Linked DNA regions of Homo sapiens: region 2 is linked to region 1. The links are chromatin loops, found by intact Hi-C in ENCODE. Cell type or tissue: CD14-positive monocyte. All regions are shown on one strand.

Region 1 (2,500 bases):
TAACAACAAAAGGCCAATCTTAGGTTCTAAAATAGTGATGTTACCTGCAGGAGTACTTGGGGAAGCTGCATATCTTCTGACCTCCAGAATAATGACTGGCTATCATTTATGTCTACACCTTAGGAGAATTCAGCCTTCTCTGTTCTCCTACCCTGGTGGTCTCTTATTAGCTTCGCAAAGGTGGTTGAGTTTTGGGGAAGGGCTATTATCATTTAAACTATAAACTGTCTCCCAAAGTTAGCTTGGCCTAAGCCCAGGAATAATTAGGGGCAGCTTGAAGGCCTGGGGCGAGATCAGGACTTGGCTAGATCATATCTCTTTCACTGCCATAATTTTCTCACTGTTATAATTTTTGCAAAAGTGGTTTCACTCTGGGCTCCCTCTAGGCCAACACTCCCCCCATTGCTGTAGTAGCTGCCTCCTCTGTGAGCATTTATCCTGGAGGCTGCACATCATCTGTGTGGCTTTCAGACGCCATTGGCCTCATGGTGAAGTGGGGTTAGCAACAGAGACTCCTCCCACCAGCTTGGGAGGGCTGAAGTGAGACATCCCAGGTTCCTGGCCCAGAATGGGCAGTCGCCCCCTCCCAGGCAGCCCAGCCCCTGCCTCTGCCCCAAACACCCAGGGGTAGTTGCTGAGTTTAGCAAATAACAGGGTGCTCAAATGTGAATTTCGGATAAACAGCAAAGGATGTTTTAGAAGTGTACCCCTAACATTGCATGGCACATACTTATACTAAACTGGGCATCCTGTATTTTACCTGGCAACCTTACTTGAAGGGGTATCCACAGAGCTGGAATACCTCCTTCAAACACTCTAGCCATGTACAACTGGGAAGCTCTTTCTCCAGGGAAAGCTTACCTCTTTCCTGGGCAGGGGACCAGAAGCAATTCTTTGGGGCTTTGAGTTCTGTGCTAAGTCATTCATATGGGTGGGGAAACAGGTACAGAGAGGTCAACTAGACAGGAGGTGGCAGATGGTGGTTGTGATGGGAAATCGCCATTCCCTGTGTAAGAGGATGGAGCGGACCTCAGCTGGGATGGGGCGGGGTCTTTTCCCACCCCCGGGTTTTGTGGCCTTTGTCCTAGTGCATGCTGGGAGTCGGGCCCCAAGTGGCCATCTTCACGCAATACTAGCAATAACCACAAGGGGGGAGCACCTCCCAACGTGCCCATGTTGGCCGATTCAAACTGATTATTGATAAACTCTTAGTGAATTGCTCATAGTGGGCACCGGGTCCTGTTCTAAGCAATTCATGCGATGTGACTCATTTAATCTTAACAACCTTCAACAGAAATGGGGTACAAAAAATAATAATAATCTTCATAACCTCATCTTGAGATGGATGTTGTTATTAGGTCTCTGTTTCCTAGAGTTAAAATCACTGACCCAAGCTCACGCAGTCCCCTAACTCCCGATACCTCCCCCAGCCTAGGACTGCTTTTGCCCACTGCCCTTCCAGCCTATGACCCTCTACACAGTCAGGGGATGATTCATAGGCTGTGTGACCTTGGGCAAGTTACCTAATGTTCTGAGCATTGGTTTTCTCTCTGCACAGTTCTCTGTAATGACCTGAAGCTGTTGTGAGGATTACAGACAAAATGATTCACAAAGCATCCAGGCAGAGTGGGGCTCACAGCAAGAGCTCCACAAATACTGGCCATTATTTTTGTGGCAAGAGACATCCACTTCAAGGGCAAATGATTGAATCGTTCCATCTGTGTCTAACCCAGATATAAAAAATGCCAATTACATGGTTCAAGGATTCCACTTTTAAGAATTTATTCAGAGGAACTAATTGGACAATTGTCCAGAGATGTGCATCTGAGGATTGTTGGGGTCTTATTTGTGTGAGCTAAAAGCTTGGGAATTCCTTAATTGCCCATTGCATAAAGAAACATTCTGATCTGATCACACTGGTGGCTGAATCTCTCCAGGTCCCTCCTCTGTCCCAATACTTTTCATGGCTTATGACGGTCCCCAGGATCCAGTCTGAACACATCAGTTTGGCATTCAAAATCCCCTGGCCTCATCTCTCACCACACACATCCCTGCACCCATGCTATTGCCTCCCCTGAATCCTCGTCATTCTCTGGATGTGCCCTGCCCACCCTGCCTCCCTGCCTTTGCTCAGGCCATGTCATCTGCCAGCAATGCCCGCCCCCCATCCCATTTCCCTTTTTTCCCAGCCTTCAAGGTCCAGCTCTAACGGTACCCGCTCCATGAACCCTGCTTGGCTCCCTCCCCAAGACGGAATCATCTTGCCCTACAGTCCCCTCCATCACGCGCTCAGCCCTCCCCTTGGACACCCACAGAGCACGTGGATGGAGCTCTTTCTGTGTGCCATGCACTGAGCTAAGCATCGCATTATGTAACCTCCATCGCATTATGTAGCCTCATGAGACAGGTGCCATCATTATCACCTTCCTGCAGATGAGAAAATGAAGTCCACTGTGCAGTGACCCTTCATCAGCATTAACTCTGTGAACCCAAAAGTATC
Region 2 (2,500 bases), 170 kb before region 1:
AGTGGCACGATCTCAGCTCACTACAACCTCTGCCACCTGGGTTCAAGCGCTTCTCCTGCCTTAGCCTCCTGAGTAGCTGGGATTACAGGCGTGTGCCACCACGCCAGGCTAATTTTTGTATTTTTAGTAGAGACAGGGTTTCGCCATGTTGTCCAGGCTGATCTCGAACTCCTAACCTCAGGTGATCCACCTGCCTCAGCCTCCCAAAGTGCTGGGATTACAGGAGCGAGCCACCGCGCTTGGCCTTATCTCTTCTTATGAGGACACCATTCACATTGGATTAGGGCCCACTCACATTTTACCTTAATTATTCCTTTTTTTTTTCTTTTTCGAGACAAAGTCTTGCTGTGTTGCCCAGGCTTAAGTGTACAGTGGTGCTTTCATAGCTCACTGCAGCCTTGAACTCCCGGCCTTAAGCGAGCCTCCTGCCTCAGCCTCCAGAGTAGCTGGGATTACAGGTATGTGCTACCACACCTGGCCAATTTTACCTTAATTACTTCTTTTTTTTTTTCTTTTCTTTTTTTTTTTTTTTTGAGATGGAATCTCACTCTGTCACCCACGCTGGAGTGCAGTGGCGCCAGCTTGGCTCACTGCAACCTCTGCCTCCCAGGTTCAAGCAATTCTCTGCCTCAGCCTCCCGAGTAGCTGGGACTACAAGTGCCCACCACCATGCCTGGCTAATTTTTGTATTTTTTTAGTAGAGACGGGGTTTCACCATGTAGGCCAGGCTGGTCTCGAACTCCTGGCCTCAAGTGATCTGCCTGCCATGGCCTCCCAAAGTGCTGGGATTACAGGCGTGAGCTACCGCACCCGGCCCTTAATTACTTCTTTAAAGGCTCAACTTCCAAATACAGTCACGTTCTGACACACGATGGTTAGGACTTCAACACATGAGTTCAGGGAAGACACCATTCAGTCCATGCAGCCTGCAAGAGGAAGGCATAGCTGGAGGGCACAGGGGCTGGGGCCACTGTCGGAGCATCCAGAGTGAAGTGATACACAGGAGGACAGGGAGTGGCTCGGAGGTGAGGAGGCCTGGCCGCTGACCATCCCAGCCAAGCGTGAGGAAAGATGCGTCAGCGTTTCTGGTGAGGTCAGCAATCAGTGACGTCCCTCTCACCAGCAGGAAAAGCTTGCAACATGGCCCAGCCAGTATAAATAGGCTCCCCGACCACAGGACCCGGGCTGTCCCCTCTTCCCGGGCCACGTCAGCCAGGCCCGCGTGATTTGGAGAGGAAGAGAGGACCAGCTTGGTTCCTCAGAACTGCTGCTTCCTCGCTTTCCGGCTTACCCTCTGCTGTGGGGCCCTACGCCTTTAAATGCAAGGATAGGACCTGAGATGGCCTGGCAGGGCCAGGTCGAAACTGGAGGCTGGGGAGAGGTGCTCTGGTGGGGGGAGAGAAGGTGGCCCCCAATCTGCTGGGTGGGAGGTGGAGACCAACCCAAGTTCCATCTCAATCTGCCTGTGAGCCCAGTGTCCCTGGACCAGTCATGTCCCCCTTCTGAGCCTCAGTTTCCTCTTTTTAAACTGCAATGACAACTGAACAACAATGAAAAAGACAAGCAATCCAATTTAAAAATGGGCAAAGGATTTTAATAGACATTTCTCCAAAAAAAAGAAGATATACAAATGGCCAAGAAGCACGTGAAAAGATGCTAAACACCAGGGAAATGCAAATCAAAACCACCATGAGAAGCCATTCCACATTCACTAGGGTGGCTATAATCAAAGGTAGACAATTACAAGTGCTAACGAGGAGATGGAGAGATGAGAACCCTGGGGCATTGCTGGTGGGAATCTACAATGAATGGTGCCACCAAATTGGAAAACAGTTTGGCAGTTCCGCAAATGGTTAAACACAGAGGCCAGAGGCAGTGGCTCACGCCTGTAATCCCAGCACTTTGGGAGGCTGAGGCCGGCAGATCACTTGAGGCCAGGAGTTTGAGACCAGCCTGGCCAACGTAGTGAAACTCCAACTCTACTAAAAGTACAAAAAATTACGCAGGCATGGTAGCACTCGCCGGTAGTCCCAGCTACTCGGGAGACTGAGGCAGGAGAATTGCTTGAACCTGGGAGGCGGAGGTTGCAGTGAGCCAAGATTGTGCCACTACCCTCCAGTCTGGGTGACAGAGTGAGACACTGTCTCAAAAAAAAAAAAAATAAATAGAGATATCATATAACCAACAATTCCACTCCTAGATATACACCCAAGAGAATTGAAAACATAGGCCAGGTGCAGTGGTCAGACCTGTAATCCCAGCACTTTGGGAGGCCAAGATGGGAGGATCACTTGAGCCCAGGAGTTCAAGACCAGCCTGGCCAAAAAAGTGAGACCCCATCTCTACAAAACATTTAAAAATTAGCTGAGCATGGTGGCTTGCACCTGTGTGGTCCCAGCTACTCAGGAAGCTGAGACCGAAAGATCACTTGAGCCTGCGAGGTCAAGGCTGCAGTGAGCCATATTCATACCACTGCACTCCAGCCTGAGTGACAGAGTGA

Evidence for each region. Hi-C counts contacts between places; a loop is a spot of excess contacts. Peaks named below come from ENCODE experiments on the same cell type or tissue, not always from the same donor. Only the 100,000 strongest peaks of a DNase experiment are listed, where the experiment ranks them.
Region 2: it touches region 1 in a loop (4-fold over the local background); 3 of 110 quality-filtered maps call a loop at or near these places.

Annotation. Positions count from the first base shown.
Region 1 is chr22:30,444,223-30,446,722 of GRCh38, forward strand. No RefSeq gene overlaps it. Among named protein-coding and RNA genes, the nearest start is that of MTFP1, 20 kb to the left of the region's middle. RefSeq lists an enhancer at 960-1,254. In CD14-positive monocyte, CTCF peaks have their summits at 1,182 (motif pointing right) and 1,383; DNase peaks (open chromatin) are centred at 1,129 and 1,529; H3K27me3 peaks cover 2,346 bases.
Region 2 is chr22:30,269,901-30,272,400 of GRCh38, forward strand. No RefSeq gene overlaps it. Among named protein-coding and RNA genes, the nearest start is that of OSM, 4.3 kb to the left of the region's middle. In CD14-positive monocyte, no CTCF peak of the experiment used is centred here; a DNase peak (open chromatin) is centred at 1,141; H3K4me3 peaks cover 758 bases; H3K27ac peaks cover 1,527 bases.